2 separate regions of the Homo sapiens genome follow, and region 1 is linked to region 2. Evidence: chromatin loops called from intact Hi-C (ENCODE). Cell type or tissue: dorsolateral prefrontal cortex. All regions are shown on one strand. Each heading gives the region's core, and the rest is flanking DNA. Links, peaks and the distances in the headings are about the cores only.

The links. Peaks named below come from ENCODE experiments on the same cell type or tissue, not always from the same donor. Only the 100,000 strongest peaks of a DNase experiment are listed, where the experiment ranks them.
Region 1: a loop joins it to region 2, with 3 times the contacts of the local background. A loop is called at or near these places in 1 of 110 quality-filtered maps.

The regions. Positions count from the first base shown.
Region 1 is chrX:140,505,635-140,511,265 of GRCh38, forward strand. No RefSeq gene overlaps it. Among named protein-coding and RNA genes, the nearest start is that of SOX3, 3.4 kb to the left of the region's middle. In dorsolateral prefrontal cortex, for the core only: a CTCF peak has its summit at 2,543; no DNase peak of the experiment used is centred there; H3K4me3 peaks cover 1,642 bases; H3K27me3 peaks cover 5,000 bases.
Region 2 is chrX:140,089,020-140,094,650 of GRCh38, forward strand. HAPSTR2 (HUWE1 associated protein modifying stress responses 2) reads left to right here and starts at 2,659. Exons shown (of 1, transcript NM_001271560.3): 1 at 2,659-3,892. The coding sequence starts at 2,724. The coding sequence ends at 3,545. RefSeq lists enhancers at 1-367, 2,845-3,816 and a silencer at 2,539-2,608. In dorsolateral prefrontal cortex, for the core only: no CTCF peak of the experiment used is centred there; a DNase peak (open chromatin) is centred at 2,712; H3K4me3 peaks cover 1,402 bases; H3K27ac peaks cover 361 bases; H3K27me3 peaks cover 3,647 bases.

The DNA.
Region 1 (5,631 bases), core at 424-5,423, 420 kb after region 2:
GCGTCTCCAAGAAGCTCTCCCTGGAATTGGCCGCTGGTTGTCCAGATCTTTCTCTAGGAGGGCCAGTGCGTCCAGGACGCAGCGTGGGTCAGGGGCCCGGGCATGGGAGACAGGCTTCAGGACTGCGGGGTGCATTCGGCTGTGAGGCTCTTGGGGGTTTGCAGGAGGGCGGGCAAGCAGTCAGTCGCCCGTCTCCTGAGCCTGTCGGAGGCGCTCGCACAAGGTGGTGTGGAAAGTATGTGTGGGACGTAGGGGGTGAACTGGCCTCCGCTCTCTCGATCCTGGCCCCCGCTTAGCGGCCCCTTTTTGTCTCTGCTCTGTGGCCATTTCGGTTTTTCCAGTCCGATGCCCCTGAGGGGGAGGGTCGGGCCCCTTGGAAAATCCGTTTTCATGGCAACACGGAGCCTCTCAGAGTGAAAGAAAAGTTTCTTGGAGGGGGGAACGTTGGCCGGAGCGGAGCCGAGGCCGTCCTCCGGGCGAACCGCCGGGCCCCCTCCACTGCCCCCGCACCTGCCGGGACCGCTGAGCGCTACTCTGGGCGCGCAGCCTCGCCGCCTCCCCCGGGAGCAGGCTCTGCTAACGGATTCCGTCCGTCTCTTTTATTGTTTTAGAGACTTCCTGAGATTCGGAGCGGGACATTCACTTGCTTGTTGGGTTATCTGCCAAAGACTAGCGGCGCGGGAACTCTGGCTGCGGGGAGAGGAAACCCCGATAATCGCCACTGCCAGCTGAAGCGAGTGGCACAGCGTTTGAAACTCTCGGAGCAGCCCGAGGTAGCGAGTGGGAATGAGAAGCCATCCCGGCAGATTTGGCAGAAACTAAAATAAGGTGTCCATACGGTGTGGGGTCTCGCCCCCCCATCATCCCTAGCCCCGTGGAAAGGTGGGGAACTAAACGGAAAGCATAATCTTAAGTGGGTGGGGGGCGCATGGGGGAATCCCAGGTTTCTAGCGTCTTAGCGTTAATGCAAGACCAGGCGATCCCGGGACTTCTGCATGCTGGGCTCTTCCCCCTTTCTCTCCACGAATTAAAAAGTACGCCTCTTCGGCTTGTTAGTGGGGTCAGGGGGGGAGTGGAGGCTCAGGGCAGGCCAGCCCCCTCTCGGCCAGGCGGACCTCTGGCAAAAGAATCCCGGCTCCCAGTCGGCATCATCTCTCGGAAGTTTGGGGTCTGGAAACTTGCCCCTTAAGTTTGTGTTCCACTTGATCTGAGTATTCTGCAGCCAAGGGCTGCAGTCAACTGGATGGGTATACGGATTTAGGGTTTTAAATGTAAGTAAACTCTCTGGAAGGCTTCTGTGTGTAGATACAGTGTGTGTGTGTGTGTGTGTGTGTGTGTGTGTGTGCGCGCGCGCGCGCGCGCGCGTAGCGAACGTGAGCTGATAAGTACGTCTCAGAAAACATAATGATTAGGCAATCCCTACCTGCACCTGTTTTCTTGGCGAAGTGGCCGACAAGGTCAAACTTTCTTAGGCAAATCCATCCTCTCCTACAGAAGCCAATGTGCAATATCTCTGCCCTCCTGCCGTCTTTCCCGCATGCCCTCTCTGGGCTTTTCTGGGCCCTGGAGGCTGTTGCTAAGTGAAGCGCGTTTTAGGAAACTACCCAACCGACGCGCGGCCTGGCGTCCAGTAGCTTCACAGATGTCAGGTTTCTTTCCAAGTTTTAGGACCCAAGTAAACGTTGCAGTGACAGCGCCTGGGCTGCATATTTCCCAAGGCAGGGGATACGGTGCTGGGCCGACACCCTCCCCGCAGCAGATTACCAGGGGAAACTAGTCACTGCTCCCAGCTGTCTGACATTTGATCACACTTAGCCCGAGGCTTAGGTGAGCTCATTTTTGCCCTACATCCTCCTGCCAGATTTACAGCAGTCTTTTGCCAGGACCAGGCACACTCTCCCAATTCTCCCGGCTTCTCGCTGAGGCCAGCTCCCTCTCGGGGGGTAGATACATAAAATCTCCGTATCTGGTGGTTCTGGGGTGATCTGCACATTCTCAAGTAAGAGCCACGCCAGATTTCCTTGGAAACTCTTGCCAGGACACTTTCTAAATACAAGCTATCATTTCAATAGACAAGCAAGGTTACCATTGCGGGCGTGGGGAGATGGGGGAAGGCTGGAAATAAATCAGTTCTTAGCCCACCTGCAGCGCAGGCTTAGCCACCAGCCCAGCGGCGCAACCTTCGCTAAGGGTCGGGAGAGGTGTCGCGACAGGTACCACAGCGCAGGAGGCCTCGGTTCCGGCTGGGGCTGCGGGAAGGCAGGGCAGCTGGCGGAGCCCCAACTCCAGTGTCTCCGACGCGCACCCTGCACCCAGCGAGGAAAGCAGAGGAACGCAGTGGGAACCAGGACCGATCCTTCAACCTCTTCAGGAGAAGAGAGCGCGCTCAGCAGCTCTCTCGCCCTCTCCAGCCTCCAAGTGCCCTTGGGCGGTTCACAGAGCTCCGGATCTGGCGCTGGGAACCCGACCAAGGCCTCCTCCCCATTCCCCCGCCCTTCCTAGAGAGCTCCCGCTCCCTCCGACTGGAGCCAGCCCTGGGGCTCCCAGAACCCAGGGCGCGACAATAGCGCCGTTTGTTGGCTTCGGTTGGAAACTTCACCCAGCGTAGCCTCTTGCCGCTTCGCCCTGCGGGGCTTGGAGGTCGCCCCAACCTTCGAAAGAGACCAAGCGGATTTGCGGCGGAGCAGATGTGATGCCTATCCTTAGAGGGCGGGTTATAGCAAAACTCCGGGACCAAGACTCTAGCGTGACTGGCCCAATGGGCTTTGGGTACATAGGGCACCCCTGCTCTGCCTTCTTCCTATTTCTAGGCTTGGCCGACATCAGGTGTCCCAAGTGCCTTATATCTGCAAAGAACACTCAGCAATTGTGCCTTAGAGCTACTGGTGGAAAGAGCAGGAAAGGAGCTGTCCCACGACTCGCGCGGAGGTATCTGCATTGATTCCTCTTCAGTAACTGCTCATAGGGGACCTTTTTCAAGGTCCCTGGCATGATTAGGACCCAACTTATTAGAAGAGGTGCCCTCAGCCGGGCGCGGTGGCTCAAGCCTGTAATACCAGCACTTTGGGAGGCCGAGGCGGGTGGATTACCTAAGGTCAGGAGCTCGAGACCAGACTGGCCTACATGGCGAAACCCCGTCTCTACTAAAAGTACAAAAATTAGCCTGGCTTGGTGGCGTGCGCCTGTAATCCCAGCTACTCAGGAGGCTGAGGCAGGAGAATCCCTTGAACCCGGGAGGCGGAGGTTGCAGTGAGCCGAGATTGCGCCACTGCACTCCAGCCAGGGCGACAAGAGCGAGAGACTCCGTCTCAAAAAAAAAAAAAAAAAAGAAAAGAAAAGAAGGAGAAGAAGAAGAAGGGTGTCCTCTGCGTGCTGGGTGGTTTGGGGCCGATGTGTGTCTGTGTCGCTTGGGGGACGGAGAGTCGGAGAGTGGGGTGGGGTGGGCGGTATTTGGGCTCGCCTGGGCCCGCTGAAGCCTGACAATAGGGTCAGCAAAGGTTGCCCTCCGGCTGTGGCCTAGCGTTCGCCTTTCAGGTTTCTCAAGTGTAGCCAAGCCCAGCTCGGGGTCTGGCTTTTAGGAAGTGAGAACAACTTATCCTGGGGACTCTCGGAGACGCCTTGATTTTCAACAGACAAACAAAACCAAAAACAAACCCGCAACAGTTTGCGTTTCTTAAAGCAGTCATTTCTATCTTTTCCCTTGAGAACACCCCTTGTCTGTTTACTCTGGCTTCTAGCCAAGATTGTGTATTTAGGCCGCTGATCGAGAGCCTTGATCAAAAAATCATAGGCTTAGGTCTATTGTAGAACCATCCCTTGTAAAAAAAAAAAAAAAAAAAGGTCAGAAAGGTCACCATCATTTCAACGGGGTGGTAGAGACAGCACCTTCCAGTTCCTGGAGCATTCAGTAGGAACCCCAGCCCCACTCCGCCAACGCGTAGCACCGTCTCCAGCGGAAGTACTCTTTCTTACAGGTCACAGAAGCAGCTGAAGACCCTAGGCTGGTGGGTGTAGATTGTAATAACTTAGTCGATGGTCTCTAAAGAAAGGTTGCTAGGAGCTGCGAGGTATGGGAAAACAAGGTCCTCGAGGTACCATAAAGTCTCCTGCGGGCTGTACAACTGTATTCTATCGTAGTTTGGTGTTGCTCTTTTTTGGGAGGGTGCGGGGGTACTTTTAAAAAAGTTTCCGCATTCAATTCACTTGGTTGGCTGAGCTGTACTTGGAAAATACACTGGGAGTCCCCTCGGCCCACACGTTGGCGCTCAGTTTCCTTCCACCCACAGAGTATTCAGGTGTTAATCACCAGCTCTCTTTTCCCTATGTGCGCAGCAACTCCAAGGAATTTGACAACCTTTGCCTTCTGCTTTTACTCGCTGACCTCACCACCCGAAAGTTGCCATTTTCCCGGAGGAAGGAAGGCTCTGCCCATGCACTGGGTCCCATTTCCAGCGGGCTTTGCTGAGCCATCGCTGTCAGCCTCTTTGCCTCTCACCCCCCTCCTACACCCGTCTTTGCCCATCCCCACAACTCTCCTCACGCGCTCAGCTCCGCAGACTGCCAAACCCCCACCCCTGCGGAGCAACTCGGGGAACTCGGCCCCCTACGTCCAGGCCTGCCCTCCCACTGGGCCTGTTGCCCTTTCCACTTCCTTTTGTGACTGCAGAGGCACAGCGCTCACCTGTACAGAGGCGAGGTGACCTGCAGGAAGCCGGGGCCAATAAAGTAATCTTAAAATCGTTATCAGTATGCAATGCTGTTTGAGTTTTTCCATGTCTCCACAATTCCATTCGGGTCCACCAGGCAAGGCAGCGCTTCTCGGGAAAGGGTGCCTGGAAAATCAGTGGACCTCCAGGCACTTCCAGCGTGACCAAGCAAAGCTATCGCCCCAACCACAGGGGGCGCAGGATGGCAGGGGGTTGGGTAGAGCATCCTGGAGAAAATTTTAAATTCGAAGGCAGCACTCAGCGGTTCCTTTTCCACTCTTTTATTTATTTCTTTGTTTTTCTTTTTATTTATCATTTTCTTTTAAGAGAGTGGAAAGCCGTGGAATTTGGTGCGCAGAATTTCTATGTTCTCTTTTCATCTCTTCAACGCCCTCATTTTTTTTTTTTTTTTTTCATTTCACTAACCTTTGTCATCCACCTGCTATGTGCTGAGTTGTGCACCAAGTACGGGACGGAGACCCTGCACTTTCCCATTCCGTATCAGATAGTGGCAATGGCTTGGGAAAGTCTCAAGAGGACTCCGGATTCGGAGAGAAAGAAATTTTCGCCTGATGCTACCCCATCCCCCTAGTTGATCTACGGAGAAATCGGGCCTCGCGAGAAGCGCAACATCTTGGACAAGGACCTGGCGTGAGCGGGGTCGCTACGCCCCGACCTGCAGGGGCCACGCTCATTCCCCAGCGCGCGCGCGCTTTCCCACGGCGGCGCAGAGTCCAGCTAGCGGAGAGGCGGAGGGGGAAGCGCCCGCGTGCCTGGAGCCCTGGCGGTCCAGCGTCCCGGCGTTGCCGTCTGAGTGGCCTAAAAGGGAGGCTCTGGGGCCGCTGCTCGCGACGGAGAGCGGGGACGCGGCCCAGGAACAGCTAACGTGCCGCTTGCTGCTTGCCAGGTATGGAGGATGCCTATC
Region 2 (5,631 bases), core at 271-5,270:
TTTCCTTAGAGCAAGTAAGAAAATGGTCTTTTTGTTTAGTATCTGTTTCCTATTATTTTAAAAATAATCCGGACATTTTAGAATTATATAGGAAGAAAACTAATGTCAGATAGGATATCTTATAAACACACTCTCTGGCATCCTGAGAACTGATAAAACATTACTAAAATTTCTGGTGTGATTTTTTTCTAACATCTCTCATATAAAATCATTTTCTCAGTAGAAGGAGTTGGAGGCTAATTGAATTAGAATTTCCCCTACTCAATTGTTTTATTTAAATGTGTTAAGGACAACAGTGAAAAATATTGTCTACCATTATTTCTCAGAAAGAACATATTCTCACACAGTTGTCCGGCTCTGTCTATAATAATAATTTGGCGCAATGGTTTAAAAAGTAGTGGGGTGATAATAATTAGGGTGTGCGACACAGAAATTTCAATGTGGGATTCAACATTTCACCATGCAGGGCATGAAAATTGCCGACCAGGGCTGGTCAGCTCTAAGTACTAATTAACTAATTAATCAGGTGCTGAAACCAACTGAATGGAGGATACCAGCCAGACAACTCAAGCCCAAGCAGAGTGTTGTGCTCTTTAAAAGACAGAGCAGTCTTTCTTCTTGGTTTTTAACCCAGTCAAAAATGAGAGGAGAAAGTAGGATATGCTGTCCTACTGTCAGTCACTTTGGTCTAAGCTTTTTACTTAGAGAAAATAAAACAAAAACATGTGCCTGTGATAATGACTGTGATGCACCAGATGTAGGGCAACCCTCAAAGCTCTGCAAACCTGCTTACTCCTTGGCCATGAAGTATTAATATTTCAGGTCTGGTGAGGGGTGGGGGATGAAGTAGGGTCTGCCTTCTTGGTTTCTTCCACAATATATATTTTTTAACATAAAAGAATGAGAAACGTATCTCTCCTCTTAGGCTGATCTTAGGTCTTTTGCCTCATCCTTCGTTTATGTAAATGAGAAGAGTCCAATTACACATATGGAAAAAGGGTTTAATGAATCGTGAAAAAGCCCGGTTTGCAGAGAAAGGGCACAATTCACTCTTCTTCTCTTCTAAATTTAACTTAGAAACATGTATTTCTTTTAAGGGAGATGATAAAACTTAATGATAATTTTATTTTATGTACTAATTTTCATTCTTGGGAATTATTAGACATATTTTGCTAGAAGAGTTAGCTTTATTTATGTCTGTAAGGCTTTCTGGATACTTAGCAATTATTCCACAACAAAAACTGCAAAATTCTAACTTTTTTCTCTAAATCTTAAAAATGATTACGTTAGTTCCTCCAACTTTTGATGTTATTTTTAGCTCAGTGATTTTTTTTTTGTTTGTTTGTTTTTAACACAGTTTGCTCTGGAATTGTCTGCACTGAAAAAACATTGCATTATTACAAGGGATTTGTTATTGAACCCAAGGAAATGACGTTAGTGTTCCATACCGTTTTAGCTTAATTTTGGTATTATTATGATGTTTTAACTAGCTAGAATTTTTAGGGTTTTGGAAATTAGTTTTTTTTTTTCCTTTTTTTTCCTAAAAGGGACTGAACTTTATATTAGAACAGAAAATCTCGTGTTTGAGCATTCATTTTTATTTCCTTTTTTCTTTCCCCTTGCTCCTTCATCTTGGGATTTTCAATAGTTGAGAGTAGTCCACACAGAATCCACTCTCCACCCCATTTTTCTTAATGACAAAAACCTTTGCAAGAATGAAGGGGGGATCAATACCATTTCTGACCGTTACTCTTGTAATTTGATAAGTATGAAACTAACCCCGAAGTAGTGCTTTGCAGGGACAGCAGGAAAGTTCTCAATCAGGACTGGAGCACTTTCCGGAGACCTAGTTTAACAACTTCAACGGGCACTTGGGGAAACTGAGGCCCAAGAAGACGAGGCAGGCACTTTCCCTGTGATTTTTTTTCTTCTACAAAATACTACTTTCGTCCACGGAAAACACTTTTCTCGGGCACCTAGTGTGGGGAGGACATTGCTAGGGTCCAGACTGCCTGCCTACCCACGAGGGCCGCGCTCTTTCCACTTTTATTCCCCCGGCCTCCCCGGATCGGCGCCCTGGATGTGATCGACACCATGAAGTTGCCCCATAATCCTCTCTGGCAACATAGGATGTAAAATTTGATCAGCTCATTGGATGAAGCCGACAAGTCCCAAAAATGTGTGAAAAGGGGGCTAAGAGGTAGGCAGGCGCCGCGTTGAGGCAGCGCTCCTGCCAGCCCCGCTCCGAGTTATCGGTGCTGCAGCCGCGGCGCAAGCGGGGGCTGGGACCGAGCTGCGGGGCCGCAGCGGCGGCGGCGACCGAGGCGGCGGCGGCGGCGGCGGCTGGGAGGCCGCGGCGCCATGGGGGGGCCGTAGGAGCGGACCGTGGGGCCGGAAGGGGGCATCGCGGCGGCGCCGGCGGCTGCGGGGTTATCTCCGCGGCCGCGAAGGCAGCATCCACGCCGTTGCGGGTGGCTGAGCCGGCGGGCGGGGCGGGGCGTGCACCAGGGCCGCGGGCGACTAGCGCTGTAGCAGTTGGCCTCAGGGCCCCGCCGCCCGCGCGCCCGCCCGCCCGCAGGGCGGCGCACGCGAAGGAGGCGGCGGCCGCAGAAGGAGGCGGGGAGCTCGGAGCAGGAGGTGAGGAGGTGGAGGACCAAGAGTAGGCAGCAGCGGCGGCGGCGGAGGAGGAGGCGGTGGTGGAGGTGCGCGGCCTGAAGAGGAGGATGGAGGAGCAGCAGAAGGAGGGCGAGGCCGAGGTCGCGGAGCACTGGTTTTCCAAGTGGGAGCGCCAGTGCCTGGCTGAGGCCGAGCAGGAGGAGCAGCTGCCCCCCGAGCTGCAGGAGGAGGCGGCTGCAGAGTTGGCAGGGCTCAAGAGCGAGAAGCAGAAGCTGTGGCACCTCTTCCAGATCTCGGCCACCGCCGTTGCTCAGCTTTACAAGGATTCTGGGTGCCAACAGCAAGGACTTTCCATGTGGGACCCCTTCCAGAATGCGGCCATGGCCGTGACCAGCCTCTACAAAGAGAGCGGGGATGCCCACCAACGAAGTTTTGACTTGGGTGTCCAGGTTGGCCACCAGCGTCGCATCAAAGATGTGCTGGAGTGGGTGAAAAAGGGCCGGAGCACCATTCGTCGCGAAGACTTGATTAGCTTCCTGTGTGGCAAAGTGCCCCCCGCTCCTCCTCCACCTCGCACTCCTAGGACACCCCCGAAGCCACCCACTGGGGTCACCAGCCAGGCTGTGGCAACTGAGTCCAGCTCATCGGTGGACGTCGACCTGCAGCCCTTCCAGGAGGCGATCGCCCTGCATGGCCTCAGTGGTGCTATGGCCGGCATCAGCATGCGATCGGGCGACTCGCCTCAAGACAGCGGTGTCGCCAGCAGTGGGCGCCGAAAAACTAGCTTCTTGGAGGACGACTTGAATCCCTTCGACTCAGAGGAACTGGCCCTCCACCTGGACAGTGGGGGGATCCGCAAGCGCACCTCGGCCCAATGCAGTGATGGCATCACAGACTCCCCAATCCAAAAGCGCAACCGAATGGTCTAAACTGCCTCATTGGTTGCCTGCCGCCATATTGCTTGAGAGTGAACTCAACCGTCGACATGCTTGTCTAAAGGTTACTGGAGACCATTTTTCTTCCCTTCTCTAAGTTAAACAAAGATTTCTAACAATTTTGCCATAAAGAAACTTTAAAAGTATTCCAGAAGAGGCTTCATATGACTCTGACTTTCCAAAAAATATAATCCTAGCAGAGAACAAATATGTAGTAGTTAGCAGGATCATTTAAAGCAAACGTATCTGGTCAAGGCAGGAGTCTGATTTATCTTGTTCACAGTTATATTCCTCAGCACCTAGCACAGTTCCAGGTGCTCAATAAATGTTCATTGAATGAATAAATGTGACCTTATTTATTCTTAAAGGGAAGTCATAGCAGGTGTTTACTTGGTTATAGAATACTTTTTTCTTTGATAATTGTTGGCTTTAATGGTCTTTGCCAATTCAATTGCATTGTATCAAAATGTAAAACTTGACATCTTTGTGAAATCTGGAGTCTTCCATTTTTACCTCACTATACCATGCACCTAATTTCTAGAAAGAAACTGCAAGTAATACATATTAGGCTGTGATTTTTTTAATTTTGAAAAATTGTTGATTTTGGTGATTATGTGATGCTGCAAAGAGGTGCTGTGGTGGTTACGCAGGTATTACTTAATATTGAGTCAATTCAGTGCTTTTTTGGGGAAAACTAAACCATCAACTGAGACCCTGATGAGATGGTGGCCCAGTGGTGCTCTTTTTTTTTAGGAATGTAAAAATTCCTTTTTCTGAGGTTACATCTTTTTTATGATCTCTGTTTTGAAGTGGAAGACCAAGTAGTCAGAATGAACTTCTGGGTTTTTTTTTTTTTTTCTTTTTTTTTTTTTTTTAAGACAGAGCCTCGCACTGTTGCCCGGGCTGGAGTGCAATGGCGTGATCTCGGCTCACTGCAACCTCCGCCTCCCGGGTTCAAGGGATTCTCCTGCCTCAGCCTCCCGAGAAGCTGGGATTGCAGGTGCCTGCCACCACGCCCGGCTAATTTTTTGTGTTTTTAGTAGAGACGGGGTTTCACTATGTTGGCCAGGCTGGTCTCGAACTCCTGACCTTGTGATCCGCCCACCTTGGCCTCCCAAAGTGCTGGGATTACAGGCGTGAGCCACCGTGCCCAGCCTTTTGAACTTCTGGGTTTTAATTAAGGGTACAGCATGGTATAACCAAAAGAGTGTGAACTTCGTTTTAAAAGGACCAACAGCAGAATCCTAGCTCTATAAATTAGCTGCATGATTTTGAACAAGTTACTTAATGTCTATTGACCTCAGTTTTTCATCTGTAAAATGGAACTGTGTGTCTCCTAAGGTGGTTGTGAGGATCAGGTGAAATTTATATTTCAAGTGTCCAGCACAATCTTGGCACATAAAATACTCAATAAAGGTTCTCCCTTCTCTATAAATAAAAATCAATAAAACATTAAAATCATTTTATTTTAGAAAAAGCAGAAAAGTAGATCAGCTTTAAAATCAGCAAGTAGAATCTCTGTGTTTGAACTGGAAATTACTGTTTCACATTAGAAACTTGCCTAAATATCACAGATCTTGTGTAAGTGTGTTGAGCTCATGAGCACTCAGGGTCACCAATCTGGATACTAGGGCAACCTTGGAGTTCCTGAAGTTGCCTGAAGGATGCACTTTGCAATTAGGGGTAATGAAACATCTACCACCTCTGGCCTGAAAAAATATGAGGAGGAGGGTGTAAAGTAGAAAAAAATTGGAAGCCAAGGTCCTAGGGCACCTAAAAGGCTAAAGTGGTTTTAAATGAGGTTGGGGTAGGGTGGGGTGGGGTGGTGTGGAGGCGATGAAGGAGGTAGAGCAGGTGGGGATCTGGGGGGTTGGGGAGGGGAGGGGAGGTGGGAGTATGATTATTGAAGTGGGGGTGGGGAGTTAAAAAGCCCAATCTTCCCAGGGTCTCCCAAAACCAGTGCATAAAATATTATAGATTGGCAAAACCTTGCCTTTATGTTCACACCAGAGTTGTTTCTGCTTCATTAGCATGGCCTTTCGAGTAGATTTGTAATTGATGAATGCATTAAAATAATAAA